Linked DNA regions of Homo sapiens: region 2 is linked to region 1. Evidence: chromatin loops called from intact Hi-C (ENCODE). Cell type or tissue: GM12878. All regions are shown on one strand. Each heading gives the region's core, and the rest is flanking DNA. Links, peaks and the distances in the headings are about the cores only.

Region 1 (17,073 bases), core at 5,973-13,972:
TCTGTGCAGACAACCCCCAATACTGGCCTGGAGCCTGGTAGACTTGCTGGGTGGCTAGATCCAAAAGAGAGATAACAATCACTACAGCTTGGCTCCCAGGAAGCCACATCCATAGGAAAAAAGAGGAGAGTACTACATCAGGGGAACAGCCCATGGGACAAAAGAATCTAAACAACAACCTTCAGCCCTAGACCTTCCCTCAGACAGAGCCTACCCAAATGAGAAGGAACCAGAAAACCAACTCTGGTAATATGATGAAACAAGGTTCTTTAACACCCCCCAAAAAACTCACACTAGCTAACCAGCAATGGACCCAAACCAAGAAGAAATTCCAGGTTTACCTGAAAAGGAATTCAGGAGGTTAGTTATTAAGCTAATCAGGGAGACACCAGAGAAAGGTGAAGCCCAATTTAAGAAAATCCAAAAAATGATACAAGAAATGAAGAGAGAAATATTCAAGGGAATACACAGCATAAATAAAAAACAAGAAAATCTGCAGGAAACAGGCCAGGCGCAGTGGCTCATGCCTGTAATCCCAGCACTTTGGGAGGCCAAATTGGGTGGATCACGAGGTCAGGAGATCGAGACCAGCTTGGCTAACACAGTGAAACCCCCATCCTACTAAAAATACAAAAAATTAGCCAGGTGTGGTGGCATGCAGTTGTAGTCCCAACTACTCAGGAGGCTGAGGCAGGAGATCACTTGAACCCGGGAGGCAGAGGTTGCAGTGAGCTGAAATCGCACCATTGCACTCTAGCCTGGGCAACAGAGTGAGACTCCGTCTCGAACAAACAAACAAAACAAAACAAAAAAACTTCAGGAAACAAAGGACACACTTATAGAAATGCAAAATGCTCTGGCAAATCTCAGCAATAGAATTGAACAAGTAGAAGAAAGAAATTCAAAGCTCAAAGAAGGTCTTCGAATTAACGCAATCCAACAAAAACAAAGAAAAAAGAATAAGAAAATATGAACAAAGCCTCCAACATGTCTGGGATTATGTTAAATGACTAAACCTAAGAATAATCAGTGTTCTGAGGAAGAAGAGAAATCTAAAAGTTTGGAAAACATATTTAGGGGAATAATCTAGGAAAATGTCCCCGGCCTTGCTAGAGACCTAGCCATCCAAATACAAGAAGCACAAAGAACACCTGGGAAATTCATCGCAAAAAGATCATTGCCTAGGCACATTGTCACCAGGTTATCTAAAGTTAAGACCAAAGAATCTTAAAAGCTGTGAGATAAAAGGACCAGGTAACCTATAAAGGAAACCTGTCAGATTAACAGCAGATTTCTCAGTAGAAATCCTACAAGCTAGAAGGAATTGGGGCCCTATCTTCAGCCTCCTCAGACAAAACAATTATCAGCCAAGAATTTTGTATCCAGTGAAACTAAGCTTCATATATAAAGGAAAGATACAGTCTTTCAGACAAGCAAGTGCTGAGAGAATTCACCACTACCAAGTCACCACTACAAGAAATGCTAAAAGGAGCTCTAAATCTTGAAACAAGTCCTGGAAACACATCAAAACAGAACCTCTTAAAAGCATAAATCTCACAGGACCTATAGAACAAAAATACAATTTAAGAAACAAAAACAAAAAACCAAGGTATATGGGCAACAAGTAGCACAATGAATGGAATGATACCTTACATCTCAATACTAACATTGAATGTAAATGGCCTAAATGCTCCAGTTAAAAGATAGAGGATTGCAGAATGGATAATAATTCACCAACCAACTATCAGCTGCCTTCAAGCGACTCACCTAACACATAAGGACTTGCAAAAACTTAAGGTGAAGGGGTGAAAAAAGACATTTCATGCAAATGGACACCAAAAGTGAGCAGAAGTAGCTATTCTTATATCAGACAAAACAAACTTTAAAGCAACAACAGTTAAAAAAGACAAAGAGGGATCAAAGAGGGATATTATATAATGATAAAGGTCCTTGTCTAACAGGAAAATATCACAATCCTAAACATATATGCACCTAACACTGGAGCACCCAAATTTATAAAACAATTACTACTAGACCTAAGAAATGAGATAGACAGCAACACAATAATAGTGGGGGACTTCAATACTCCACTGGCAGCAATAGAGAGATCATCAAGAAAGAAAGGCAACAAAGAAGCAATGGATTTCAACTATACCCTGGAACAAATGGACTTAACACATATATACAAAACATTTCATTCAACAACCGCAGAATACACATTCTATTCAACAGCACATGGAACTTTCTCCAAGATAGACTATATGATAGGCCACAAAACAAGCCTCAATAAATTTAAGAAAATTGAAATTATATCAAGCATTCTCTAAGACCACAGTGGAATAAAACTGGAAATCCACTCCAAAAGGAACCTCTAAAACCATGCAAATACATGGAAATCAAATAACCTACTCCTGAAGGATCACTGGGTCAAAAATGAAATCAAGATGGAAATTTAAAAATTCTTTGAACTGAACGACAATAGTGACACAACCTATCAAAACCTCTGGGACACAGCAAAGACAGTGCTAAGAGGAAAGTTCATAGCCTCAAATGCTTACATCAAAAAGTCTGAAAGAGCTCAAACAGACAATCTAAGATCATACCTCAAGGAACTAGAGAAACAAGAACAAACCAAACCCAAACCCAGCAGAAGAAAGGAAATAACCAAGATCAGAGCAGAACTAAATGAAATTGAAACAAACAAACAAAAAAGTACGAAAGATAAAACAAAAAGCTGGTTCTTTGAAAAGATAAATAAAATTGATAGACCATTAGCAAGATTAACCAAGAAAAGAAGAGAGAATATCCAAATAAGCTCAGTAAGCAATGAAATGGGAGATATTGCAACTGACATCACAGAAATACAAAAGATCATTCAAGGCTACTATGAACACTGTTTTGTATGTAAACTAGAAAACATAGAGGAGAGAGATAAATTCTTGGAAAGATACAACCCTCCTAGCTTAAATCAGGAGGAATTAGATACCCTGAACAGATCAATAACAAGCGCAAGATTGAAATGGTAATTTAAAAATTACCAACAAAAAAAGTCCAGGACCAGAAGGATTCAGAGTAGAACTCTACAAGACGTTCAAAGAAGAATTGGTACCAATGCTATTGACACTATTCTCAAGATAGAGAAAGAGAGAACCCTCCCTAAACTATTCTATGAAGCCAGTATCACCCTAATACCAAAACCAGGAAAGGACATAACCAAAAAAGAAAACTACAAACCAATATCCCTGATGAACATAGATGTTCCTTAACAAATACTAGCTAATGGAATCCAACAACATATCAAAAAGATAATTCACCATGATGAAGTGGGTTTCATACCAGGGATGCAGGGATGATTTAACATATGCAAGCCAATAAATGTGATACACCACATAAACAGAATTCAAAACAAAAATCACATGGTCCTCTCAATAGATGCAGAAAAAGCATTAGAAAAAATCCAGCATCCCTTTATGATTAAAACTCTCAGCAAAATTGGCATACAAGGGACCTACCTCAATATAATAAAAGCCATCTATGACAAACCCGCTGCCAACATAATACTCATGGGGAAAAGATGAAAGCATTCCCTCTGAGAACTGGAACAAAACAAGGAGGCCCACTCTCACCATTCCTCTTCAACATGGTATTGGAAGTCCTAGCCAGAACAGTCAGACAAGTGAAAGAAATAAAGGGCATCCAAATCAGTAAAGAGGAAGTCAAACTGTCACTGTTTGCTGATGGTATGATTGTTTACCTAGAAAACCCTAAACACTCCAGTTTCCAGATACAAAATTAATATACACAAATCAGTGGCTCTTCTATACATCAACAGCGACCACACTGAGAATCAAGTCAAGAACTCAACCCCTTGTAAAATAGCTGCAAAAATAAATAAATAAATAAATGAAAACCAAAAAAAAAAAAAAAAAAAAACACCTTAGGAATACACTTAACCAAGGAGGTGAAAGACCTCTACAAAGAAAACTACAAAACACTGCTGAAAGAAATCATAGACAACACAAACAAATGGAAACACATCCCATGCTCATGGATGGATAGAATCAATATTGTAAAAATGACCATACTGCCAAAAGCCATCTACAAATTCAATGCAATTCTCATCAAAATATCACCATCATTCTTCACGGAATTAGAAAAAAACTATTCTAAAATTAATATGGAACTGAAAAAGAGCCTGCACAGCCAAAGCAAGACACGTAAAAAGAACACATCTGGAGGCATCATATTACCTAATTTCAAACTATAGTATAAGGCCATAGTCACCAAAACAACATGGTACTGGTATAAAAACAGGTACATAGACCAATGGAACAGAACAGAGCACCCAGAAATAAACCCAAATACTTACAGCCAACTGATCTTTGGCAAAGCAATCAAAAACATAAAGTGGGGAAAGGACACCGTTTTCAACAAATGGTGCTGGGATAATTGGCTAGCCACGTAGGAGAATGAAACTGGATCCTTATCTCTCACCTTACACAAAAATCTACTCAAGATGGATTAAGAACTTAAATCTAAGACTTGAAACTATGAAAATTCTAGAAGATAACATTGGAAAAACCCTTCTAGACATTGGCTTAGGCAAGGATTTCATGACCAAGAACCCAAAAGCAAATGCAATAAATACAAAGATAAATTGCTGGGACTTAATTGAACTAAAGAGCTTTTTCACAGCAAAAAAGAACAGTCAGCAGAGTAAACAGACAACGCACATCATCAAAATCTTTAGCACTCATCCCGTAATCTTCATTAACTCCCCAAAGCCACCCAACTAATAGTAGTAGTGATAAAATTATTGATATGGGCAAGAGATCAGTTGCTGTGTGAAGGCATCTTTTTTTTTTTTTTTTTTTTTTTTTTTTTTTTTTTTTTTTTGAGACGGAGTCTCGCTCTGTCGCCCAGGCCGGACTGCGGACTGCAGTGGCGCAATCTCGGCTCACTGCAAGCTCCGCTTCCCGGGTTCACGGCATTCTCCTGCCTCAGCCTCCCGAGTAGCTGGGACTACAGGCGCCCGGCTAATTTTTTGTATTTTTAGTAGAGACGGGGCTTCACCTTCTTAGCCAGGATGGTCTCGATCTCCTGACCTCATGATCCACCCGCCTCGGCCTCCCAAAGTGCTGGGATTACAGGCGTGAGCCACCGCGCCCGGCCGTGAAGGCATCTTAATTACTAGCTCAGGTTGATTCCTGGGCTAGGCACTCAACCCTTTTGATAGGACTCTTCTCCATCTCAGGTTCTCCCTCTCTATTGGATTCTTCCAGATTCCAGCTAAGTTCAAGTATTCCTCATTGTAATATTCTCCCTTAACCTTGTATCCACTCTGGCAACTGCTGACTCTTCACAGCTAAAGTTAGTGAAAAGCTGATGGCAGTGGAAGAATGGTTCAGAGTTGTCTCTGGGGTCAAGAGAAGGACTTTCGCTACAGAGTCCTGTTGAAGATCCCTGTGAACCACCTACCTGAGGTCATCCCTAACACCCTGTCAACTCCCACTCCCACAGCAGGTTTTGGGAGTCTACTGAAATTATACATTTTTTCTCTTTAAGTCTGGCTTATAAAGAGAGACAAAAAGCTGGGAAAAACAAAGAGAAACTTCTATTCATTAAAAAGGTCGAGGAGAAACTTCCTGAAGGCATGAAGTTGGTCAGCTTTATCTGTCTAGTTACAAAGAGGTAGCCACAGAAGACTGCCATTTATCCAAGTGAGATGAAATAGAAAAATATAGCAAAAAAAAAAAAAAAAACAAACCCAAGCAGAACATAAATAAGGCTAGAGCCACCTGATAGCAGATTTGAACCTTCTGCAAATGACATTAATGGCTGAGGGCTGTTTCACTCACAGCACAACCTTGAATGGAGAAAATCACCTGCCAGAAATTCAGGTGCCATTGAAAGAAACCCAAGTGCATGAATATTTTTATATTAGAAAAAGACAAATTCAGGAGAGCCATGTGTTGGATGCAGAGCCCCAGAAGATTGCAAAGCAATAAAATAGAAAAACAGGCAACCAAAATTGCAGGTCTAAAAGGATGTAGCATTCCTTGTCATAGTGAAGGAGGAAAGAAAGCAAGCAAACAACTAAAAGCTAAAAAGTTCAAAGTCAAATAATATCTGAAAGAAAAGAGGCTGATTATAGATGGTGACTCTATAGCAAGACCAGAGTCATAGGACCCCTCCTGCATTCAGACACAGGCACAACCTCCTTCATTAGATGTAAGTCTGCAGGAAAAACACAAAAAACAAAGACTGTCAAAGGTTAATCTTCCTACCACATATATTCAATTTCCAGAACTTTATCTCCCAGAACTTTCTGATAACATTCAGCAGAAAATTATAAAAATTTTAAAAGAGGCCAGGTGCAGTGGCTCACACCTGTAATCCCAGCACTTTGGGAGGTCGAGGTGGGAAGATCACTTGAGGTCAGGAGTTCGAGACCAGCCTGGCCAACATGGCGAAACCCCATCTCTACCAAAAATACAAAAATTAGTTGGATGTGGTGGCACAAGCCTGTGATCCCAGCTACTCGGGAGGCTGAGGCATGAGAATTGCTTGAACTGCGGAAACAAAGTTTGCAGTAAGCCGAGATCACACCACTGCACTTCAGCTTGGGTGACAGAGTAAGACTCTGTCTCAAAAACAAACAAATTTAAAAAGAGAGCCAAAGGAGGAGTGAGGATTCAGATAGCACAGCAAAAAATGAAGAGAAGTTGGAGGACTAACACTACCCAACTTCAAGTATTTCTCTAAAGCTATGGTAATCAAGAAAGTGTGGTATTGGTGAATTAATAGACAAATAGATTAATGGAACAGAATAAAGAGCCCAGAAATAGACCAACATAAACATTGTCCACTGATCCTTGACAAAGAAGCAAAAGCAATACAATGAAGCAAAGAGTATTCTCAACAAATGGTGCTGGAACAACTGGACATCGATATGCAAAAAAGAATCTAGACACAAACCTTACATCCTTCACAAAAATTAACTCAAAATAGATTATAGACCTAAATGTAAAATGCAAAACTATAAAACTACTAGAAGATAACGTAGGAGAAAACCTAGACAACTTTGGGAATGGCAATGACTTTGAGTATGGCAGTGACATTTTAGATACAACACAAATGGCATGATCTGTGAAAGAAATTATTGATAGGCTGGACTTCATTAAAATAAATTTTTGCTCTGCAAAAGCAATGTTAAGAGAATGCGAAGAAGAGCCACAGACTGGGAGAAAATGTGTGCAAAAGACGCATCTGACAAAGAACTGTTATCAAAAATATGCAAAGAACTCTTCAATTAAAAATGAGTCAGTGACTTCAACAGATAGATACCTTACCAAAGAAGATATACAGATGGCAAATAATCACATGAAAAGCTGTTCCACATCATGTGTCATCAGGAAAATGCAAATTAAAACAATGAGATACCACTGCATACCTAGTGGAATGATCAAGTCCAGAACACTGAAAGCATCAAATGATTAGGGGGATGAGGATCAATAGGAGCTCTCACTAATACGCAAAATGGCACAGCCTCTTTAGAAGACAATTTTGAGGTATCTCACAAAACTAAACATACTCTAACCATATGATCCTGCCATCGTGCTCCTTGGTATTTACTCAAAGGAATTGAAAATGTCCACACAAAAACCTGCACATATATGTTTATAGTAACTTTATTCATAATTGCCAAAACTTGGAAGCAACCAAGATGTTCTTCTGTAAGTGAATGGATAAATATGCTGTGGAACATTAGACAATGGAATATTATTCAACACTAAAAATAAATGAGCTATCAAGCCTTGAAAAGACATAGAGGAAACATAAATGCATGTTACTAAGCGAAAGAAGCCAATCTGAAAGGCTGCATACTGTATGATTTCAACTATATGATATCCTGTAAAAGATAAAACTATGGAGGCAGTAAAAAGACCAATGGTTGCCAGAGGCTAGTGGGGAGGGACAGATGAATAGGAGAAGCACACAGAGTATGTTTAGGGCAGTTAATCTACACCATGATAGTGTAACAGTGGATACATGTCATTACTTAACTGTCCAAACCTGTATATACAACACCAAAATTGAGCCCTAATATAAACTGTGGACTTTGAGTGACTATGACATGTCAGTATAGGTTCATCAATTGTAATAAATGTACCACTCTGGAAGGGGATGTTGATAGTGAGGAAAGTTATGCATGTGTGAGGCAGGGGGTATTAGGAAATCTCTCTACCTTCCTCTTCATTTTGCTTTGAATGTTAAACTGTTCTAAAAAATAAAACCTAAAAAATTGATGAGCGTGTATATTAACCTAAGCATATTGAATCTTTAATGTTTATTTCATTTGTTTATTTATAGAAAATATTATGCATCTCCTTTCAATGACCAAAGCTTTATCCTTTGTTTTGCAGTTATATATAAATGGAAGTCTGTAATTCGATTTTGGGGAAATCAATAAGATCAGCATATGCTGTGATAAATTATTAAATATCATCCACCCCTGCTGACTATACTTTTTCAGTAGATGGCAATATGACCTTTCCTTCTATCTCTGTGATAAAACCATTGGTAAATCCAATAGGCATTTTTAGTCCTTGCTATTTTAAGTTCTCTACAGCATTTGGTCCTTTTGACCACTCCTTCTTATGATATTCTCTCACATCCTTGTCTTTCCAGATGCCACTCCATTTTGGTTCCCCGTGTACCGCTACTGTAATTCCTTCTTCTAAAACTGCTCTTTGTACTTATTTTCCCTCCTTAGTTCAACCTTCAAAATATTTTAGGGTTCCATGCTTAATTCAACTCAATAAGCATTTTTGAGTGTCAAATAATGTGCAAGGCATGAAGGTCAGTACTGTAGATACCAAAATGAATAAGTCATGCAAATCATGGGAGAAGCATACAAAGAAACAAGTATAATCTAACCTCTAAGTGCTACAATAAAAATATGACTCATCCACGGGGTCACAGAGGGTAAAGCAGTAAATTCTGTCCCCTTCTCTCTTTACCCACTCTTCCTAGGTGTTTTAATTGAGTCTTTTCAGTTATAAGAGAGGTTCACAGAGATGATTCAAATAAGGAAGAGTTTGTTTTAATGACACACATGGGCAATAAAGAACAAAGGTGTCTCATAGGAATGAAAGAACAGGGGCGTGCTCTGTCTTCCTGTGCCACATCACTTGTGCTGCATGATGCTTTCTGCTTTCTCACAACTTTAGTTTGCACACAGTCCATAATGGTTCTTTCTCTATCTTGCAGCATCTTGTCAGTTTCAGCAACCTCTACTAATTGCCACATTTACTCAATGTTTATCAGTGTAAACTCCTGATGGGAAAAAAAAAGTCTTGATTGGTCCAGATAATCTTTTTGCACTAGGCTTTGTCAGAAATCACCAGCTAGCCTAAGGATTGAGAACTAAAAATAAAATCCTAAGCCCCCCAACCCACTGAATGGACCCCCTGTTGTCCAAGGGAACCCCAGAGAAACCTTAAAAACTGAGTTCCTGGCCATGATGGGTCAGGAGGTCAGATAAGCCTCATCATACCCTCTCCCTTTTGCAGTTTAGACCCAACAACTTGCCAGCATTAATGTTAAAATAAGGCTGACAGAATGGACTCTTTATGGCAATAAGATACCAAATTCTAAATAGGACCTAAGGCCACACCAGGCAAGGGTTAAGTCATGCACTCCTACACTTAAAGAGTAAACTAGGTTCTAACTGCCACAAGGTTTTTCCTTACTCTGAAGCTAAACAAGCACTGACCTCAAGATAAGCAATATTGAAATAACTGCAGCTCACCCACCATCAGATGCTGACTGACTCCCTGTTTCACAAGCCACAACTACAGCTTCGATTGAACAAGAGACTGATTTCTGTAACTTTCTCCTGATTAGAGACCACCAGCCATGGACTGGCTCTGGCAGGTTTTACAGGCTGTGTACTTGAGTGCCTCCCTGTCTCTGCTTCACATTTGGACATATCTGGCCTAATTGTAATGCATTTAAATGTTAAGTCTCCACCTCAGGGTGAACATGGGTTGTATGTAAAATACATGTTTACTCAACCTGAATATGTATGATGACCCTCATCATGAATATTCATAGCTCCTCTATAACCCATTGAATATGTATACTTGGCCAACCTGTTCGGTATAAATTCCTGTCTCATCTTTCCCTCCCTTGAAGTGCCTGTTTCTGGCCTTTGGCCAGAGGCTATGCTTCCCAGCCTTTCAGAATGGCCACCTTGCAGGCTGTAGCCCTTTATAAGATAGCCTCCTTTCTAAATTTGTAAATTCAGTAATTGCTTTTCTGTTAACAGAATGGAATCCACTTCCAATCCAACCCTCTGTGGTTAGAAGTGGAGATGAACATGTGATAAAGCCCATTTCAATACTGTCCTGCTTGCAAATCCTCAGAGACTTAGAAAAACTCTATTCTCATTAGCATGACCTACAAGGCCCCAAATGATCTGGCCCTGGCCCACCTCTCAAGCTTCATTTCATGATGAAGCTCCTAGACCATGTCAGGTTCTTTCTGCTTAAGGCCCACTGCATATGTTGTTCCTGCCACCTGTATCATGAACTAGAATGTGAGCTCCAGGAGGCAGGGACCTTGTCCATCTTGGTCACCATATAATCACTTATGCCTGGCACAATAAGGACTCAAAAAGTACTTGTCAAGTGAATGTTGAAATAATGGTAGAACAACATTGTCTAAGGCTCACCTCTACAGCGGAGGCTGTGGTTAGGAAGACATAATTCCTGAAGCCTAGGTCATTGGCTGAGCAGACGTCCTCCTGTTTTCCACTGCTAATGTTTTCCACACCTATATATTGTCAGCCGAAGTTCTAGTCTCAATTTCAGACCTGCATTTCCATCTTCCTCTGATCTTCAACTAGACACTCCATGGTGATGTCAGGCCTATTTGTCCCTCAAGCCTGTACCTCTTTCCATATTTCTTCTTTTTTATGGTTTCCCCATTTGGCCACTCACCAAAATCAGAAACCTCATGATCTTTCCTACCTGACCTCACTCACCACTTAAACCAATTCTCTTATAAAACTCTTCTTATTTTCCCTCCTGAAGTAGCTTTCAAACCTGTCCTTCCCTCCCTGATCTCATTTCCATTGCCCTAGTTAAGGCTTCACTGTCTCTCAACTAAAGGACTGGAAGTCTCTTCCTGCTGTTTCCCAGACAATTCCCCCTTTTTGCCTAATCTTAGTCACAACATTGCCATCACAGCAATCTTTTAAAAACATAAATCTGATCCTGATTCTCCCCACCTTAGAAACCTATGTTGATGTCATGGTCAAAATAGTTTACACGGTTTTTCATAACTGGTCCCTGCCTCCCTTTCTGGCCCTATTTCCCCCCTTTTGCTCAGCCCCTTGCATACTGTTCCCCAGTATTATTGAATGCCTTGCTTTTTAAAAAATTCCTTATGTGTATGTGCATCCTGTTTCTTCTACTTGGAATGCCTTTCCCACCCATCTCCCCTTAACCTAAACTCCCAGGAGAGCAAGTCAATCTTCAAACACTTACATGGACAAACTGTGGAAAAAAATGATGAAGGAAGTTGAAGAGAAATAACAAATAAATAAGGTTGTTGCTATGCTTAAAGTCCCTAGGAAAAAGTAAAAGAATTTTGAAGAAGTGAATTCCAAGTGTCTGGGCATTTCACCCAGAGCATGCTCCCAAAAGCAAAGGGGAAGATTATCTATGAAAATACTAAGCACTATCACAAATAATTGAAATCAGCACAAATTCCTGTCTCCTCTTTCCCTCCCTTGCAGTACCTGTGTCTGGGCTTTGGCCAGAGGCTATGCTTCCCAGCCTTTCAGAATGGCCACCTTGCAGACTGTAACCCTTTATAAGAAATAAGGTCTTCTTTCTAAATTTATAAGTTAAGTAATTGCTTTTCTGTTAACAGAATGGAATCCACTTCCAATTCGACCCTCTGTGGTTAGAAGTGGAGAGTGTACATGAGATTACACTGACTAAAATGGGAAAAAAAAAAAGAGCTAGCAACTTCTGTGTTTCTGTGGAACCCAAATGAACATTCATCATCAAGATCAGAGGTACCCGTGGTGTGAGACTTTAGTTCCAAAAGATATTGTAGGATCTCCACAGTCCCTAAGTTTCAGTGGCTCACCTGTTAAGCTCAATTCGAACCTGCACTCAGTAAATAAATTGGTCTGCAGCATAGTTATGCCAAAGAAGCAAATTGTCTTGATAAATAACTCATATTGTACAATCATTCAGAAATTGTGTAATCATATGCACAAAGTATCAATTTATTAAATCTGTACAGTTGAAAAACATTTCAAATAGGCAAAAAAACTTACTGTACACTTTAAATTATTTCCTCCATGAAGCGAAACGAAGAAAGAGACCATGCACTTTTTTAAGAGGGTTATGCTATTAACAGGGAAGACTAGATCATTTTAGGTCATATTAAAAGAAGGAAACAAAGGGTCTACTAGTGGCTCATATTAAATAGGGAAAGCAAGAAAACCAACATAGATGTCCCCTGTTTTGTGAAGCTTTTCTTTACTCTTTACTACAAGGTAGAATTAATGCTCCTTATTATCTACTTCTGCATCTTATAAATATATTTATTATTGCACATATCTCACTCTACTGTGATTATGTACTTACATATCTGTTCCCTTTACTGAACTGTAAGCTATTCAAGGACAGAGACACTTTGCACCGTTTGTACTCTCCATGTCTGTTCAGTCTGGAGCCTCTAGCTGCCTGATGAACTAACTATACTAAACTAAAGAAGGACTCTTCTTGTCCTTCCAGAGAATGTTACTGGCACAGGAATATTCTCAGCTTAAGTAAAGCATATGCATTTATTTTATTGACTGGAACTCTAAGACCTATGTAGAGGCAATGTCCAAAACACAGCCAAGTTCCCTGACAGTCTTTAAATCAAGAGTTCTCTGTTTTCAAAAATCTGTCCCAAACTCTTGCTGCCGTGCTCTGCAAACTCTTGGTGATTGCTTGATGATCTCCAGCTGTTTTCACTTCCAAGATTTTAACTTTTTCTTTTGTGGACCAAAATGCACTGAACAGCTTATAAGGAAATGGTATTTTGAGTGAAATTATTTCTTGTATTTACCTCCTAATTTTAGGTGGCCTTCAGCACCATCCACCCCAAACATAACCTGTCCTCTCTCCCACCATCCATGCACTAAGTACCTGTGAATTCCATCACTGCTGATTCCAATGGGACCCAGAATTCCTTCCTTATGTACTAGCTCAGCACATCCATTCATCGCAAGGCTTGTTGGCAATGTTGGTAACTCTGCTTTTCATCATATAACTTTGGTGCTGTATATCATTGGGCAGTTCATGAACTTGAATTTTCTATGAAAATACCACCGAAGAAGCACAGTCCATCAATTGTTTCATGGAAAAGCTAGCAAAAGAATTAGCCAAGGATGGCTTTGCCCAAGTCCCAATAACTCAATAGAAAACATTCTTTTTCCATGATAGAATGTCTACCTATCTTGATAAACTCATATTCTCTCTGCATATTCTTTGCCTTGGATGTTTAACAAAGTATCAACGCCTGGAGAAAAGAGCAGAAAGCTGGAAGCATGAGTCCAGGAGTTAGACTCAGCTTGGAACTTGCTCTGTAATCCGAGTCAAGTCACCTCCTTCTTCAGGTGTCATTGTGGATTTCACCACACAAGTACTGAGGCTAGGAAAACAAAAAGTATTAAACCTGTGCTAAAGGTACTTTTACATAGTGTCAAGGACGATGAATGGGTCTGAGAATTTTCCCAACTTGAAATCTAATAAGCTGGTCAGCCACAATGTCATGGATGCTGACAAAAAACATGAGATTCCTGGGTCAGAGGCAAACAGAGCAAGCAGCATGAGAGTCAGCATATTTGAATCAGCACCTCTTGCTCCTGAGCTGTACAGGAGTGACACACATGTACCCAGAAGGAAGCCTGAACACGGTTGCATTTTAGGATAGGAATTCTTGAGTTTAGGGAATCTGAATCTTTTCCAATGGGCAATAAGCATGCCTGCTCTAGGGGAAGACATTCTATGTGCCAAGGCTGTTTGCTATACAAACATCCTTGAAGAGACAGTCCAGAACAAATGGCAACCAATACTTTGCTCACAAAACATGCCGCAATGTGAGAGATCCTTTAAGAATTATCTCCCAAAATCTGGCAACCTGTATATATACAAAAGAGGCAAATTATACTTATATATCACTTTACTGGGAAAACTGTTTCCAGAAGATATACTTAATTATGGTCTTTCTTTAGAATTTAAATTTAATGCAAATAATAACAAGCTTTCCCAGTAAACATCTCACTTTATAAATGGAGGCTTATTCTCTCAAATGCCAAGCAATAATATTGTATTTAATTAATGGGGTATCATGCTTATTAGAACCTATCATTATTTGAGACTCCAATATGGACCAGATACTGTGCTAGTTTTGTGATTGATCTGTATTATTACATTTTATGTTAAAAAATTACTGCAAATTAGACATTATTTTACAAGTGTTGGAAACTGAAGCTAAATGATCAACATCTAGGTACATTTGCTTCCTAAAGCCATGCTTTTTCTACTAACCTGTGTGGTTGGCATGGTAGCCAACAAATAACACATGGAAATTGAAGTGGCCTGAAACCTAAGTCGTAGTCATTGACAACTAAGGTTTACTGAGTGCTGCCTGAACTCAGTCATTCTCATTTTCTAAGCCAGCGCATCAATCTCATGTGTATGGGAGATACCTGAGGAGTAGGTGAAGACGCAGATTCTTAAGCTTCAGCCCAGAAGATTCTAGTTCAAATGATCTTTGTTGAGGCCCAATAATTTCTATTTTAAACAAACTCTTGAAAATATTTTAAATGCTGGTGGTCCTTAAAACTCATCTGAAGAACACTAGGAAAGAATAAAATCTATAAAAAGAACGATATAAGAGCAGTGACAAGGTGGCCACTCTAGAGCAGATTTATAGTTTTACAAAATGTAGGGGTGCCAGTTAATTTGAAGAGCTACTATAGAAGCTAATCAGAAAGAGAAATTTAAACAACAACAAAAATAGAAACACACATTATTATCAACCAAATGTGGGACTGGATTATGAAAAATACAGGGGAAGATAATATCCAAAATATATAGATATAGAAGTGACCTGGTTTGTTATTTTATTATTTAAATTAAGAATTCTAGATCCCAATCTTTTCATAAAGATTTATTTCTTACTTCCCAAAGATTTTATGAGAAATAGAGCAGACCAGCATGCAGGGAAATGCCATGAAATTTGCAACCTCTGTGAGCCTCAGAAAAATGGGAATAATAAATTTGGCTTTGTAGGGGTCTTATAAAGATTAAAATTATTTTTCAAGTATCTAATATAGTATCTAGCACACTGTAGGCACTCATTAAATGTAGTGGAGGTATGCGCTTTTCTTCTGTTTTTCCACCAAAGTCACAAATGAGTGAGAAAGCAACAATTGCTAAGTCAATCCTGAGTCAAGCTTGGCACCAAGGCTGATTGTGAAAGGTTCTTGTCCTGCTTCCAGCGCCTGATTTGAGATCTGAAGCAGGAAGGGGATGCTGAGAGCAGTCTTGCATTCTAAAGGTGAAGGGTTTCCGCCAGAGGGTAGAACTTTGCTTTTCATGGATACTATGTCATCATGTACTAAAGTTTGGTATATTCTTCAGGTTTGTCTCTAATAGATGTGAATACAAATCAGTGATATTTAATGATTTCATATGTATTTTGTTCAATAGCTAAATCTAATTCTCAAGGATTAAGTAATTTTAAATGAAGGATATAAGATACGATATAAGAAAAAAGAAAGGTTGCAGTATATATTGGGTTGATATCTAAAGCTTGTCATTCCCTGTCTGAAAGCTGCAATATATAATCCATTTGCTTTTTCATTTCCAGTGTTCAAATTCTATCTTCAGCATAGTGAGCCCAAACAAAACCAATTCCTTTCATGCCCTCTACTGGATATTTGAAGTTAAACGTCAATAACACTGCAAAGTAACCAAAATAATGATACACATAATATCCAGAATGTTCTTTTATAGCCTCTTTAAATAAAAATTCGTTTACATTGGTTCACTGGTATCAGATTTCCTTTTTCTGCCTAAAATGCAAATTTCAGAGTCACTTCTTCGTATTATATGGAAATTATTTGTTGAGGGAAAAGGAGTGAATAAACGTAGTTTGTATAACTGACACCTTTGAGGTGTCTCAAAGGAACAGCGGTGTCATTGGCTGCTGTGATATTTAAGCTTCCTTTTTGTTTCTGTCCTGGTTCAATAGTAAAATCTACCAGCAGTTGAAATCTGTATTAGAAGGGTGGGATGGTAGAGCCCACAACTGAAAAAATTCTCCATATTAGCTGTTTCCATCAGACAAAACCCATCAGAAGGAGGGCAAAGAAGTTCTTTGCTTGGTGACCTGGCTGTCTATAGCCATCTTTGCATCCACTTTAAGGGTGTCTGGAAAGATGTCCCCTTGCTCCCAATTCAGCTCACCTACCCTCTCCCAGGGCTTTGTTTTACTCAGCAGTGCCATACCAATTATTAAATTTGTAAAATTTCCATAGCAGTTGTTACGTGGCCACTGCCCTTAGCTACCGTCTGCCACTCACCATGCCTTGACTTTCCCACAATCAAGAAATTGAAAGGTCAAATCCGGGTCTACTCACTCCAGGAAATTTCCTGATCCAATCCACCCAGACACCTAGATCCTTCAGGCCCTACACAGGCCTAAATGGGTGTAGTCCTGTCTATGTCAATCTGGCCTGAAACATCAGCACCAGAGATGTTACTGCAGAGCTACACGTCAGCAGGACCAAGGAAGAAAGGAGGTCCCATGTTTTTCTCTCTACGTAGCAATAATAGGTAAGATTTATGGAGAACATATTACATGCCAGCTATAATACGCATTGTTTCATTCACTCTATAACGGCTCTATTTTACAGATGAGTAAACAGAAACATCTGATAACTTCCACCTAGTGCATGGAGAGCTAGAATTTGAAGTAGGGCTGACCAAT
Region 2 (17,073 bases), core at 3,675-11,674, 51 kb before region 1:
AGGGGCAGGGGGCAGGGGCAGGGGCAGAGGCAGAGCTTGAGTGCTTTTATGAAGAATAAAAATGAATGACTGGGCGGCCAACTTAGGTAGATACATAAAAGTTGGCCACTTTATTCTTCATAAAAGCACTCGAATCATTATAAGATCTCCATTCACACTGTCACTGGCATATCAAGGTGCTTATTTTTCACCTAGATAATTGTAATTGTCTTCCTGTCTCCAAAACACAACCCTCAAATGTTCCTTGCACACTACAGTTAGAGTGAACTGGCTAAAGGTGACCTCTCTTATGTTAAATAGACCTAAGCTTGAACTATAGTCCTGTTACTAACTGGGCAACCTTGGACAACTTACTAACCCTCAATTTCCACATCAGTAAAATGAGGACGATAATCATACTTAGCACATGAAGTATGATTGCAATGAATGAAAATATATCAGAATCACAATAGGAAATCACACATTCAAATGGGTAATTGAGGGTCATTTAATAAAGGGACTATTTACAAACTGGAAAGAGAGTAGTCATAAGAGATGGTGAAGTACCCCAATGTTGGAAAAATAAAAGTCATTACCACCTTAGGCCTAAAAAGGCAAAGAAGAGAATAGATAACTGAACCCAGAGAAAGTTTAAGTTGTAGTTGTAGGAGAGGACACTGACAAATGCTTCAACAGAAGAAAGCAACTGTCCTTTGATGACCCAGTAGAGGTCAGCTTTGATGACCTCAGCTTTAGCTGAGGGATTAAATGCTCTAAAATCCCTCTCTCCTCTTCATCTAATCTACTGCCAGTAATTCCCATTCATCAAATTAAAACAGAAGCAAAGGGCAAGGCTGCCTGTTGATGCAGCCACTAAGTTCGGTGTATGGGGCTCAGAGCAGAGTGCAGAATGGTGGAGAGTGGAACTGGAAGGCCGACAGCCACTCCCTAGAACACAGTGCATGTAAGGCACTTAATACTACTTCTTCAGGATGCAAAAATTCTTGGCTCTTGCACCAATAACACAGATAAAGGGGATAAAATAAAAACCCTAGTTGTCTGTAGAGCTATTGAGCAGTGGACACAAGGAAGCCATGATGGATGAATTCACAAGAAGAATGAGCCCTTCATAGGTCAGCAGAGCTCTGTGGCAACTCATTCCTGGGACAAACGCAGATGTGTCTGGCAGAGGACAGGGCCTGCCAGAGATGAAGAGGCTACAGGGATGAAGAGAAAACAACTGAGCCCTTAACTTCAGCTGAGCTGGTGGGACTAATCTTAGGAGTCTAGCTCCAGGCCAAAGTTCTGTGTGTGGTCATTCAAGCCTGACCACAGGCAATTACAAGGCTTTGCCTGGCAGGCCTCATAAGGGGAAGCTGGCCTTCCACACCAGTCTTGGTGCACAGCCAGTGCATTGCAGTCTCTGGAGGGGGTTGCAGGAAAGGACTCAGGCGCCCCTGGGCCAACCATGCTCATTGACCTCTCTGCATGTCTAGCCTAGGCGCCTCCATTTGAAGACATCTTTATGGGGGTCCTCAGCTGAGGCACATTTTGAGCAACTCTGCCAAGACCGCCTCACTGGGAGGCCTTGACTAAGACATGTTTCTCCACTCTGACTTAATACTTTTCCAGTCCTAGCCCTTACCCACTCTGTCTCCCCACAGCCTCCTGGATCCATAAAATGACAGGAACCTTTTGTTCACAGCTCCTTGGCAGTGAGACAATCCCCTTGCCTACACTGCTTTACCTCACCCAGTGCTGTTCTATGGGGGGAAATGAAACACTGAGGAGCCAGCACCTATACTGTCTCTTGCTTACTCTATCACAGAAAGTGAATAAAAAGTTTATCATTACTTTCAGTTTGTCTTTTTGTCCTGAGTAAACACCTCAACACATGGGAGCTCAACAAAATGAGAATTTGGAAGAGGTACGAACGCGAAAATGAAAGTGAGAAAATTACAACAGGTGCCTCAGAAATACAAAAGATTATAAGAAACCCTCATGAAAAATTTTATGCCAACAAACAAGATAACCTAAAGGAAACAGATAAATTCCTGGAAAAATACAAACCACCAAGATTGTAAATTTGGTAGATTGTAAATAATGACCACGATTCTGCCAGGAAGAAATAGAAATCCTGAACAGACATATAACAAGCAAAAGATTGAAGAGGTATTCAAAAACCTTTCAAGAAATAAAAGCCCAGGACCAGATAGCTTCACGGCTAAATTCTACCAAACATCCAAATAATTAATACCGGTACTCCTAAAACTCTTCCAAAAAATAGAACTAGAGATAATACTTCCAAACACATCTTATAAGACCAGTATCACCTTGATACAAAAACCAAAGACATTTCAAGAAAAGAAAACAGGCTAATTTCTGTAATGAATATTGATGCAAAAGTGCTCAATAAAATATTAGCAAACCTAATCCAGCAATACATCAAAAAGATTGTACATCATCATGAGCAAGTGGGATTTATCCCTGGCATGCAATCCTATTTTAACACATGCATATCAATCAGTGTAATACATCATTTTATCAGAATGTGAGATAAAAACCACGGGATCATCTTAATTGATGCAGAAAAAGCATTTGACAGAGTCCAACATCTTTTCTTGATAAAAACTCTCAACAGTTTAGGTATAGAAGGAAAGCTTCTCAACATAATAAAGGTCATCTATGAAAAACACACAGCTAACATTATAATCAATGGGGGAAAACTGAAAGCATTTCCAATAAGATCCAGTACAAAGCAAGGATGCTCACTCTTGCCACTTCTATTCAACATAGTTCTGGAAGTACTAGCAAGGGCAATCAGAAAAGAAAAAGAAATAAAGTGTATCTAAACGGAAAGAGAAGAAGTCAAATTATCTCTATTTGCAGATGAAGTATTTCTATATGTAAACAACCTTAATGATTCTTAAACAATCTTAAAGATTCCATAAAATACTGTTTAAACTAATAATTGAATTCAGTAAAGTTGCAGGATACAAAATCAATATAGAAAAATCAGTAGCATTTTAAAATATAATTACCTAACTGAAAAATAAATTTAAAAAAACAAATGCCATTTGCAACTGCATCAAGAAATACTTTAGGAGATGAAAAATCTGAAAACTATAAAACATTGATGAAAGAAATTGAAGATACAAATAAATGGAAAGATATCCTGCGTTCATAGAATAGAAAAATTAATACTGGGCCAGGCACTGTGGCTCATGCCTGTAATCCCAGCACTTTGGGAGGCCAAGGTGGGTGGATCACCAGGTCAGGATTTCAAGACCAGCCTGGCCAAGATGGTAAAAACCCGTCTCTACTAAAAATACAAAAGTCTAACATCTTTTCTGGGTGTGGCAGCAGGTGCCTGTAATCCCAGCTACTCGGGAGGCTGAGGCAGGAGAATCACTTGAACCTGGGTGCCAGAGGTTGCAGTGTGCTGAGATCACAGCCTGGGCAACAGAGTGAGACTCTTTCTCAAAAGAAAAAGAAAAATTAATACTGTTAAAATTTCCATACTATTCCAAGCAATATACAGATTAAACACAATTCCTATTAAAATCCTGATCACATTCTTCACAGGAATAGAAAAAACTAATCCTAAAATTAACGTGGAAACATAAAAGACTCCAAATAGCTAAAATAATTCTGAAAAGAAAAAATAAATTTCGAGGCATCACATTTCCTGATTTAAAACTATAGTACAAAGCTATAGTAGTCAGAACAGTATGGTACTGAGCTAAAAGCCATCACATAGACCAGTAGAACAGAATAGAGATCTCAGAAATAAATCCAACCATATATGGTAAACTAATTTTTGAAAAGGGCATCAAGAGGACACAACTGGGAAAGGATAGTCTCTTCAATAAATGGTACTGAGAAAATGGGATTTCCACATGCAGAAAAACAAAGAAACACTTCACCCACAAAAATCAACTTATAATGGATAAAAGACTTAACTGTAAGACCAGAAACTACAAAGCCTCCAGAATAAAACATAGGGGAAAATCTCCTGGATATTGGCAATTCAAGACCAGATATAAGACCAGAAACTATAAAACCTCCAGAATAAAACATAGGGGAAAATCTCCTGGACACTGGCAATTCAAGGAAGACCAAAGGTACACCAAAGTATTCGTATTATTGGGTAAATTCGTGAGTAATTCTTAGAAGGATTTATACCTAAAGGCAAAAATCCAATCACATTTAAGTCACCGAAAGTTGAATTTTGCCTCTCATCCCCTTTTCCCCTTTATAAGCTATAACACATTAGTATAAACCCACAAAAAGCCTACATGTGGAGTCTAATCACTGACTATTATAGATTATTTTACACTAACTGGAAATTAAGAAGTAGCACTTATAAAATGAATATTATATTCAATAAGAATACATAATTATAGTTCTAAATTTATAGTTATAATTCTCATTTTGAATTTTTTTAGTATCACATGATTGGAGTTTTAAAAATAGTTTTTGGCCTCCATCCTACTCTAATAGATAACTTCTAAATTTCTAGTTATACTTCTATCTAAAATTCTGTTGATTCTGGCTGGGCATGGTGGCTCACACCTGTAATCCCAGCACTTTGGGAGGTGGAGGTGGGTGGATTACTCGAGATCAGGAGTTTGAGACCAGGCTGGCCAAGATGGTGAAATCTGGTCTCTACTAAAAATGCAAAAATTAGCTGGGTGTGTTGGTGGACACCTGTAATTCTAGCTACTCGGGAGGCTGAGGCAGGAGAATCGCTTGAACCTGAGAGGCAGAGGTTGCGGTGGGTCGAGATGGCACCACTACACTCCAGTCTGGGCGACAGAGCAAGACTCCCTCTCAAAAAAAAAATCTGTTGATTCTGTAGCTAGTAATAATAAAATTCTATGATTAATATCAGTTGACCTACCTAATACATAGTCACCAAACCCAATGATGCTTAAGGTCAATGCAAAATATAATCCTTTCTTATAAGTCCAGCCCACTGTATGCACGAAAGTTAATAGTGGTAGCAGGATGAAAATGAGAAGTCCAGAAGAAGAAGAGTCTGTAAATTTTTACTTGTTTCTAGAAAAAAGGAAGGGAAGGGAAGGGGGAAAGGAAGGAAGAAGGGAAGGAGGAAAGCAAGGAGGAGGGGAAAGGAAGAAGGAAGGGAGGGGGAGGGAGGGAGGGAAGGAGGGAAGATAGATGTTAATATTAATCTAACTAAACCAACATTTCCCCTTTACAAATCTGTTTAAGAGCTTACTGGGTGTCTCCTACCACACTCTGACAGGCAGACTTCCCTTGAATGTGGGAGTATTTCCTTGCTCCACCTGCTGAATTAACTTCTTCCTTGTGAATATCTATTGCTGACCCTTTATTTCATTTCTCCCTCTTCATGCGTTTTGTTGCACTTTACATTTAAAACCTGCCCTTCCTTCCCATCCTCTGTGTGTCTCAGACTATAGTATTCTTTTGTTTTGTGACCTGCTCACTCTCACCTCAAGCTCTGGGTCCCACTGGCTGAGTCCAAAAAGGTAGGAGGAACAATCGTCATCTGGAAGTTCTGGACATCAATTTATAAACTAATTGTGTTTTGTTCAGAGACATTTCAAAATCTGAAATTTTGAGAGAAAATAAATGTATTTTCCAATCTAAAAATTGAATATTTCATTTACAATTCTATATCCTATTAACTGATTAAATGCTTTTCATGATGAAATTCAAATTCTTAACAATGCAATATACTACCTCTTCATTCATTCATTCATTTACTCAAAAAGCATTTATTGAGCTTTTCCTATTAGTTCCATGAGAGATACTCAAGATACAAAGAAAAAAACTAGTTTGTCTACAGAGAGATTACAGTTTTATTGGAGGAAAGGAGGAGAGACAGAGAGGGAAACCAATATTACAAATAACATGTCTTTTAAGCTTTTGTTTGTAGAATATCTCATATGGGACAGACACTATGCTAAGAGCATTATATAATTCTAAAATGTATTATGATAAAGGGACATCATGTAAATAGTTCCTTGAATTTTAGCGCTTATTGTAATTATTATATTGGATTGTGGAATTTGAACTACTTTCTAAATTTGGTAGGATATGGAGCTGATATTATGAAATTCTATGTGCTCTGTTGTTGGTCTAGAAGTTTGAAAATGGATACTCATGATCAACTTTAGAGACATTCCAATCAAGTACTGCTTGATGTACCTGTAGCAGAAGACAGCAGAATTAGAAGAAGGTGAAAGAAATAGAAAGCTGATTATTAGCATGTATTATGGACCTTTTAAGAAGCTTGGAAATAAGGGACAATTGATATTGATACTTTCATTTTCTGTGGGAGGGTCAGAAAACGTAGGATTTTCAGAATGGCAAATAAACATTGGCTTCAACTTAAAGTCACCAGCTTCATTAGCCTCTAATAAGAGAGTTAGTCTGTCTTTTGAAGCTTTGAAGCCAGGCATTGACTTCTCCTCTCTTGCTATGAAAGTCCTAGATAACATCTTTCAATGTAAGATTGTTTCACCTGCAATTAAAATCTATTGTGTCACCACCTTCATCAATGATCTTAGCTTGATCTTCTGGATAACTTGCTATGGCTTCTTGATCAGCACTTACTGCTTCACCATGCACTCACGTTATAGAGACAGCTTCTTTCCTTAAACCTCATGAAGCATCCTCTGCTAGCATCAAACTTTCTCTTGCAGCTTCCTTACCTTTCTCAGCCTTCACAGAATTGAAAAGAGTTAGAGCCTTGCTCAGGCTTAAGGGAATGATGTGGCTGGTTGGATCTTCTATCCAGACCACTAAAATTTTCTCCATATCAGCAATAAGTCTGTTTCATTTTCTCATCATTTGTGGATTCAGTGGAGTAGCACTTTTCATTTCCTTTAAGAACTTTTCCTTTGCATTCATGACTTGGCTGTTTGATGCAAGAGGTCTAGATTTCAGCCTATCTCAGCTTTCAACATGCCGTCCTCACTAAAATCCTTTCTAGCTTTTGACTTAAAGTGAGAGACGTGAAACTCTTCTTTCACTTGGATGCTTAGGGGTCTTTGTGAGGTTATTAATTGGCCTAATTTCAATACTGTTGTGTTTCAAGGAATAGAGAGGCCCGAGGAGAGGGTGAGAGATGGGAAAATGGGTGGTCAGTAGAACAGTTAGAACGCATACAACATTATCAATTAAGGTCATTGTCTTATTTGGTCATGGTTGGTGGCACCTCAAAACCATTACAACAGTAACATCAAAGATCACTGATCACACATCACCATAATAGATATAATGATAATGAAAAAGCTTGAAATATTGTGAGAATTAAAATATAACACAGAAACAGTAAGTGAGCACATGCTGTTGGAAAAATGAGGCCAACAGACTTGCTCCACGGGTTGCCACAAACCTTCAATGTGTAAAAAACACAATTATCTGTGAAGTGCAGCAACATGCAGTAAAGTGAGGTATGCCTGTACTCTCCCAAGAGTTTCTTTTTCTGGACTTTACTTCCTTAGATTGAGGAAGTAACACCAGCCAGAGTCTGCTTCGACTCAGCAATGCTCTTTCCTGAGAAGGCCTGGGGCAGCTTGCTTAGACCAGGCCTGTCTAGACATCAAGCTGGTCTTTTAATATCACTCTTAAGCCAGCGAGTATGAGCTCAGAGGGGAAGGGAAAGGAGTGTCCTGCCTCGGTTGGCCACTCACACTGGATTAATGTAAGCACAAGGGATTGTTGCCAAAGTGCAGCCTGGTTCACAGGAATACACAGACACAAAGCCTCATGGTAACAAGCACAAACATTTTGCCTGGCCTTGTCTCCTCTGTGTATCTCCTTGTGGGATACCTGGAATATCAGGAGTGGACTATCTGTCCAAGTCATTTCTCTTTATTTCACTTTGCCCCAAATAAACACGTATTTTCCTGTAAGACTTCCAAACAGCCTCTACTAATCATATACTACAGTATAAGAAATCATATGTTAAGAAAGTGAAACAGCCTACAATCTATCACCTTAAATAATTGCTTGCCCTTAGCAGTGTTGACAGAGCATTGTGAGATAACAGAGCTCAGAGCCTAGGAACAGAAGAAATGAATTCAAGTTGATAACTTTCTCCTAGAAGATCTAGATGTTAGATTTGCCCATACCTCATAGAATTGTTCAAATAATCAATAAAATGGTTTTGAAACTGCATTTATGCTATAATACTCTATAAGTATTCTTTGAAATAATATTCTTATTGTCTGAAGAAGAAAAATCACTACATATAATATTTTGGTCTGAATACCCTTTTGAGCTAGGAGTTCCAAAAATATAGGGCAAGCATTTTAACATAGTATTTTAACACATACCATTTTAATATAGAATTTCTATTTGTGTAATGAAGTTCCAATAAATCAGTTGTTATATATGTTTTACATATAGGCCCGTGTCCTGGATACCAGAGAGGTACACATATAGTGGAGTAACAAACAGCACATCAAATATATATTGAGGGGACCACATATATACCTACACATATATGTACATATATATATGTATTTAGCAAGAATTTATTAGGTGTTGTATGTATATTTTAAGTAAGGTTGTGAACTCAAGTATATATAAGAAAACAAAATTATTAGTAAACATTACCTCTTCCATTCCCATATTCTGAAGGTATTTCCAAAGTCCTGAAAATGGTGGTGACACTGCCTTGCTCACAAAATTCAGGAATATGATAATTTGAGGGATCCTCAACAAGGCACAGAAAATACAGAGTATCTGACCAGTAGGAATTCTGGGAGCAATTGACTTGTAACCTGATGGATGCTAGGAGACAAATGCTCAATATGACTACTCCTTGGAACATGTGCTTTTGGTGCATTGTTTTATTTGGTGCATAATATTTTGTTATGACAGCCCCGGCAGCACACACAGCATTTAAGATCTTATGATCTTAAATGTATGATCCAGCCACTTTACACCCAGGAATTTCTCCTAAGGAAATGACCAGAAAAGTGAGAAAGATGGAAGTATATCACTGAAGCATTATTTGTGAGTGAAAAATTGGAACTAACATAAGTGTCTAACATTACAAGGAATTTACTGAGTAAAATGAAATGATAAAATACTTTTCAATCTTTAAGAACTGCAGTGTGAAAGTATATTCAATGATATGGAAAATTAATAATCATACATTGCTGAATTTTAAAAAGGCTTATGTTGTGTGTTCAGCTATAACCATTCATAACACCTATTTATGGGAAAAAGAAAAATGAAAAAAATGCTATTTAGCACATAGTCAAGCTTGAATAATCCTTTCTGTTACTGTTGGATGAGCCAATCCCTATTACTGCATCTAATTTTAATTTACACATATTGGTATTTGCTGCCTTAGGCACAGCACAAAATTTAACAAAGTCTTGTTTCTCTAAATTGTGAATTTGGGGTTGCTTTTGTCTAAACATATTACACACACACATAATGATGACGTAAAGAAATCTGTCCCTTCGTGCTTATGGCCCTTAAGTTCAATTTTTATTTTCAATGATATAAAAAGGAAAAAAGAATGCAACATCACAAAACAGAAAAAGAAAAAAGAACGCTATGCCAGAGTCTCACAGTTGTTCATGAGATTTGCACAAAAGTTCCCTTGGCTGCCTGTGGTCATATTTTAGACAGCCTGGCAATGTCAAAGCCATTTCAACAAATGAGAAGCTCATGGCCATTTGAAGTCATTTCTAAACTCATCATATAAATTCACAGTTTGCCTTAACTCCCATTTGGTTAAGAGAAAACAATTTGTTTTAAGAATAAAAGAAAAATAGGCTTATTGACTGTTTTCGGGACTGCAAAATAAGGGCTATCTCCATTCCTCAGGATAGTTGGTATTTTAATTCTATTAGGAGATAAAAATCGCAGAACATCAAAGAGAGTGGTCAAACGGTTTCACCTCCCTTAATTCTCTATTAAACAAGACCTTTGACCGCTGCGTAACTGCCTAAAGCTAGGATCCTTCAACTGCCCTGGCTCACAGCTGGAGTGGCTCACTGGGACAGGGGAGGAGATGACAAAATGCAGGCCCACCATTCAGCCAGGCCTCTGTGAGCACCACCAGGCTCTGCACCGAGGGAGATAGGAGTCAGATCTCCATGTTCCTTTCTTCAAGGCAGAAACCACAGGTCATGGAGATATCCAGTCCCAAAACTCTTACCTTATGTGGGCCCCTGGATTCCAAGATTCTCCCGATTCTTTAACCAAAATATTACAAGCAAATGAGAATGATTTCTAAACAAATAGGATCATTTTGTTGGGAAGTTTGTAGGCATCACATTCACCTCCATAAGCGAGAACATGCAGGCTATTTTTAATAAGGGAAAATAGATCTGAGCATGCCATACTCAGAAACAGCAGTTATTACTTATTAAACTCCTATGTTGCCAGGAGAAGGAAAATTCCGTGGCAGTGCCGGAGGTCTCTGACAGTCTAAACTGGTGTTTTCCAGGAACCTCCTGAGTGTCTTCCACAGCCACTACCTTAAACTATGCTGACTGTTTTTGTAAACCCTAATGGTTCTCAGTTGATAACAAAATATGCTAGAATTGTCTGAAGTTTAGTAGAAACCTATAGTAACTTTTTGTTTTTGAATCACAAAATTCTCTAGGTAAGCTCTAGCTAAATTCCAGAGAAACTTGTGGACATTACAGTTCTATCAGGAGTCCTGGGGAGTCTGGCTAGTCTGGCTTTGCCACTTATCCCAGTACGTTGGGAAACTAGGTAGAAATACCACTGCTGAGTCTACCTACTAAAGGGAAAAGGTGCACAGAATTTGTTATGGAAGAGACAAATGATCAAAAATTCAAAATAAGAGAGAAGCTGCATATACTATTGAGATGCCATCTTAAAAATACAAGCAGGGTCTGGATTTCCAGGATGAAGGAGTTATGGCTCATGTAGATAAAGTTTCATGTTACTTTAAAAAATTTAAATGATTGGCATCATTTAAAACATTTTTTTAAAAAAGTAAACTAAAAATAAGACTTCTCTTTTGGCCCTCAAAAAATTAATTAGAGATATGCCCTGCTCTGTAATTTTCCCCTCACCTATAACTATCTTACTCCTTTGCATTCTCTTGCTGTTGTCTTTCTGTCTTCTGCCAGTATCGGGACTTATCTTTTATTTATTCTCATCAAATGAAGGAAAAACTGGTGCTATTATTTATATACATTTAGGAAAATACATAGGACACCAATCTATACAATCTTTTATCTACAGCACTCTTTCAACACAGACAGCAAATTTAAAACTCCAAAACAAAGCCCCTTCATCTCTTACCTGTAAAGATTTCAACTTCTGTAGTTGTGTCAGCATAAGCTGCTTTGGCCTCTCAAATGGAATTGTTCAGCACTTCATGAATGTCTGTCTCCAAAATTTGAAATATTTTTGCCCCCATCAAGTAATAGCTCACAAAAGCCATCATCAGTATGCATTTAGAGGTTTAAGAAACAAACAATTCTATTAGAAAATCAAATAGCAGTGGAATGAGAGGCATAGGAAGCTAAATTGCTTTAATTTAAAATGTCTCCACCCCTAAAACCAAACAGTAAACAACAAAAATAGTCTTCTGCCCATCAATAAAACAACAGTCTTGTGATTTACCAAATATATACAATATATCCCAAAATATTCATGACAAAATAAAATTTGAACTTCAATTGTGTTCTGACATGAAATAGCCTGGAATGTAAAAATGCAGGGGGGAAAATCTGTTTCTGGGGAATGTTATTAACAGTTAACTTATAAGTAAGAGGAGGAATGTGGTCAAGTACCACTGTTTATACTGGCCTTTTAGAAGCAGGTGAGTCCAAGACAGCTTATTCCTGGGGAAATGTTTACTGCAGATTTAAAATGTATATTATTAATTAGTTTGCCCAATCAAATGAATTTGGATGGATTATCTATCCTGAAGTCTCTTTTTCCAATCCTCACTTCCCATTACTCTCTGTGCTGCTCAGCATGAGCAAATAAAAACTTTTTACTTGTCAAAAGGTAACCATTATCTTGATGAGACCTGGCTGTAATATTAAGACAAAGAAGCCAAATAATTGTCTTGATTTTCAAGGCTACAGTAGCCAAAACAACATGGTACTGGTACAAAAACAGACACATAGACCAATGTAACAGAATAGAGAACTCAGAAATAAAACTGCACATCTCCAACCCTGTGATCTTTGACAAACCTGACAAAAACACGGGAAAGGATACCCTATAATAAATGGGTATCCATTTATTAAATAATGATAAACTGGCTAGCCATATGTGGAAAATTGAAACTGAGGGCTGGGAGAACTGGCTAGCCATATGTAGAAAATTGAAACTGAACCCCTTCCTTACACCTTATACAAAAATTTGCTTAAGATAGATTAAAGACTTAAATATAAAACCCAAAAATATAAAAACCCTAGAAGAAAATCTAGGTAATACCATTCAGGACATAGTCATGGGCAATGATTTTATTATGAAATCACCAAAAGCAATTGCAACAAAAGCAAAAATTGACAAATGGGATCTAATTAAACTAAAGAGCTTCTGCACAGCAAAAGAAACTATCCTCAGAGTGAACAATCTACGGGATGGAAAAAAATTTTTGCAATCTATCCATCTGACAATGGTCTAGTATCCAGAATCTGCAAGGAACTTAAGCAAATTTACAAGAAGTAACCCCATTAAAAAGTGGGCAAAGGACATGAACAGACACTTCTCAAAAAAAGACATTTATGTGGCCAAAAACATAAAAAAGTTCAACATCACTAATCTCCTGCCAGTCAGAATGGCAGATACCATCTCCTGCCAGTCAGAATGGTAATTATTAAAAAGTAAAGAAACAACAGATTTTGGTGAGGTGGTGGAGAAATAGGAACACTTTCACACTGTTGGTGTAGATGTAAATTAGTTCAACCACTGTAGAAGACACTGTGGAAATTCCTCAAAGATTTAGAACTGGGAATACCATTTGACCCAGCAATCCCATTACTGGGTATATACCCAAAGGAATAGAAATAATTCTATTATAAAGATACATGCACGCGTATGTTCATTGCAGCTCTATTCACAATAGCAAAGACATGGAATCAACTCAAATGCCCACCAATGATAGACTGGATAAAGAAAATGTGGTATATATACACCATGGAATACTATGCAGCCATAAAAAGGAATGAGAGCATGTCCTTTGCAAAGACATGGATGAAGCTGGAAGCCATTATTCTCAAACTAACGCAGGAACAGAAAACCAAACACCAAATGTTCTCACTTGTAAGTGGGAGCTGAACAATGAGAACACATGGACACAGGAGGGGAACAACACACACTGGGGCCTGTCAGGGGAGGGTGGGGTCAGGAGAGAGCATCAGGAAAAATAGCTAATGCATGCTGGGCTTACTTACCAAGGTGATGGGTTGATAGGTGCAGCAAACCACCATGGCACACATTTACCTATGTAACAAACCTGTACATCCTGCACCTATACCCTGGACCTTAAAATAAAATAAAATAAAAATTGTCTTTTTTTCCAAACAAATTCTTTGGAGATATCCTTGATTTTTATATAGCTGTCCCGTCAGATCAAATCTACCTGCCTACCAACCTCTTCCATCAGAAACTGAATTAGCTCTCAAGAGTACAAGCTGTCGGCACTATGGGAAAATTTTGTTATTGTGTGACTTATAACTAAAAATAATTCTTATACTTTGGAAATGCCAAAATAATCACAATTCAGAACTCTTCCTCAAATAGGTATATATATATAGGTCAATATTTGAATTAAAGCAAATACTTTAAAATACACCAATATATAGATGGATTACCTACATAAATTTCTATGTGTGTTTTCTTCAAAGAAAAAATTAATTTCCCTATGCATAGATAGTTCAACTTGTTAAAACAATAAAAGTGAGCATTTTAATTTCCTTCCAGATTTGTAGAACAATTATATTATTTACTAGCCTATGCTTAAAGAATAATATTAGTTTCCAAAAGCAAAGGGACCTAAGTTAAGTATTAATAGAACATATGAGATTCATTTTCATTTTTATTGTACTCTATGGCTAAGGAAAGTAATAAAAAAATTCTAAGATTCACCAAAAGCATATGAAAACATAAAATGTATTCAGTGATTTGTCAAGAAGCATTTCTTTATATTATTAGGAGTGAAAACAGCCCCAGAAAAGTCCTCACCCAAGAATAGACCAGAGCTTATTGAGGTAGGCTTTCACCCAGATAGAAGGACATCTTAAAGCAGTCCTACCTCTAACGAAATGTTCCTGTATCTTCCTTCCCCTCCATGGTACATTTAGGCAGTAGCCCATCAGCATCTGAGCGGTGTTGTAGAACCCTTTTAAATGATCTCATGTCAACCTCACTGTTCTTTCTGGAACCTTGAGAGCGGCTAATTCTACAGACAGACCTCTTTTAATAGTTTCAATATATTAGTTTCTTATTAGTGCTATAATAAATTCTCACAACCTTAGTGTCTTGAAACAACACAAATTTATAATTACATTTCTGGAAGTCATAAATTCAAAATGCTCTCAGTGATCCAAAGTCAAGGTGTCGGAAAGTATGTTCTTTCAGGAGCCTCTGGGGAAAAATGTTTCCTTGCCTTTTGTAGTTTATAGAAGCCATCTGTATTCCTTGGCCCATGCCTCTTCCTCTATCTACTGAGTTGGCAAAGTTGGTAGGGTATCATCTTCAAATCTTCAAAAAAGCTGACTCCTCTGCCTCTCCCTTTCACTTATAAGGAGCTTTGTGCATACACTGCATCCACCCTGCTAATACAGAGTAACCTCCCCATCTCAAGTCAGCTGATCTTACTTTGTCCCTTCCCAAGTGACACGACAAATCCACAGGTTCCTGGGATTAGACATAAACATATTTGGCGGGGCATGGTGGCTCACCCCTGTAATCCCAGCACTTTGGGAGGCCAAGGCAGGCAGATCACCTGAGGTCAGGAGTTCAAGACCAGCCTGGCCAAGATGGCAAATACTGTCTCTACTAAAAATAAAAAAATTAGCTGGGCATGGTGGCGCACACCTGTAATCCCAGCTACTCAGGAGGCTGAGGCAGGAGAATCGCTTGAACCCAGGAGGCGGAGGTTGCAGTGGGCCGAGATCACGCCATTGCACTCCAGCCTGGGTGCTAGAGCAAGACTCCATCTCAAAAAAGGAAAAAAAGAAAAGAAAAGGAAGGGAAGGGGAGAGGAGGGGTAAAGGGAGGGGAGGGAAGGGGTGAAGGGAGGGTTGTGTGATCTTAAGCAAACCACTTAATTTTTCCCTGCTTCAGTTGTCATCTGTAGTGGTGATGGTTTGAATCACAGCCCTGCCACTTGTGATCTTGCAAGTTTTTAACCTCTATAAGCTTTGGTTTCCTTTGCAGAGAGAACAAAAAGGATAATAATAACTAACTCATAGGTTGTGAAGATTAAACAAAACAATACAGTTAGAAATCTTGGCTCAAATTAGGGACTTAATAAATGTAACTGGTTTTTGGGACCATGTAAATTATTAGTATAGGGTCTGTTATATAGTAGGTGGCCACTAAATTCAAACAAGAACTATTAATAAGTAGTAACCAGTATTAATCATATTAATCATTATTTTTAACATAGGTCTTGCATCTTATTTATCTTGTTATTTCCCACAATAATTTTATAGTGATATATAGTGATCATATATCACTATTTATATTATATATAGGTAGGTAATATATGTCTGCTATATATGTTAGTCAGAATTTATTTGGTTAAAAGTGATATAAACCCATCTTAAATTTTCTTAAAAACAGACAATTTACCAGCCAACACATTTTTAAACTCTAGGCATGGATGACCATTGAAGCAGATGCTGTTGGTACTTGCCCAAAAAACTACCTCTCTGTCTGAGAGCTTTTATCTGGCTTTGGGGACAGGCCCAGGCACAAAGAAGGGCAGGGCAGAAGTGTCAGAGAGTTAATGCCCCTGAAAGCAGCCATAAATCGATACGGGGAGTTGATGAATAACTTCTCTAGGCTCCTCACCTCTCAGAGGGAATGACTCTGAAACCTGTCCTACACTGTCCCACCAAGTTTCTTCTGTGGGATTGAGCCCCAGTTGCCCACCATATCAACATGCTTGAAATTACATTTTTATTGTCTTCCTTTACTTCTCAGTCTCCTTTCCCCACTCTCTTACCAGTATTTCCTGGGTTCACCTCCAAAATACATTGCTGGCACTCAAATTTATAACACTGCCCCAATACTTAGGCAGCACCCACCTCCCAGATACTGCTCTTAAATGATGTCAAAACCAGGTCTTAATAAGGCATTCTACCTTAGTCTTAGGGGAGGCAAATAATCGATTTAATTGTGGTGTCCTTCTTGGACATTAGGAATCTATTAGGAATCTTGAAAGAGTCAAGTGAAGAATGCTGGAGAGGTGGGAGTGGAGATTTTTCCCTGGAGCTGGGGCAGGGGTAATCTTCCAAGGAACATGTGGAATTCTGCAGCAAGAGCCATCACATACAGCCTGGGGAGGTTGTCCATAACCTAACTCCAGAGCCTACCATTTACAGAGACCCTGGGATGAAGGGTAACCCCTGGAGTTGTGCTGTGCCCCATCTGCATCTATATATGGAGGCCCTCTCTGTAGCTAGCCCTCAGATCCTGATATAAAAATGAGCATTTGAGAAGGGAGCTCACCAGGAGCATTGTTAATAATAACAAGAAATTAGAACGACTTACATGTTCATCAATAAGGTGTTGGTTAGTAAATGGAATCTCTAGCAAACTTTTTTAAAAATTTATTTTTTACTTTTGTGGGTACATAGTAGGTATATATATTTATGGGGTACATGAAATGTTTTGATACAAGCATGCAATGAGAAATAATCACATCACAGAGAATGGGGTATCCATCACCTCAAGCATTTATCTTTTGTGTTACAAATAATCCAATTACACTCTTTGTTATTTTAAAATGTATAATTAATTTATTGTTGACTATAGTCACTGTGTTGTGCTATCAAATAGTAGATCTTATTCATTCTATTTTATTTTTGTACCCATTAGTCATCTCCAGCCTCCCACTACCCTTCCCAGCCT

What was found. Peaks named below come from ENCODE experiments on the same cell type or tissue, not always from the same donor. Only the 100,000 strongest peaks of a DNase experiment are listed, where the experiment ranks them.
Region 2: a loop joins it to region 1, with 2.0 times the contacts of the local background. A loop is called at or near these places in 4 of 110 quality-filtered maps.

Annotation. Positions count from the first base shown.
Region 1 is chr14:59,108,173-59,125,245 of GRCh38, forward strand. No RefSeq gene overlaps it. Among named protein-coding and RNA genes, the nearest start is that of DAAM1, 72 kb to the right of the region's middle. In GM12878, for the core only: no CTCF peak of the experiment used is centred there; a DNase peak (open chromatin) is centred at 9,069.
Region 2 is chr14:59,059,734-59,076,806 of GRCh38, forward strand. LOC107984692 (a long non-coding RNA gene) reads right to left here and starts at 11,842. Exons shown (of 3, transcript XR_001750786.2): 1 at 11,275-11,842; 2 at 5,457-5,573; 3 at 4,940-5,040. In GM12878, for the core only: no CTCF peak of the experiment used is centred there; no DNase peak of the experiment used is centred there.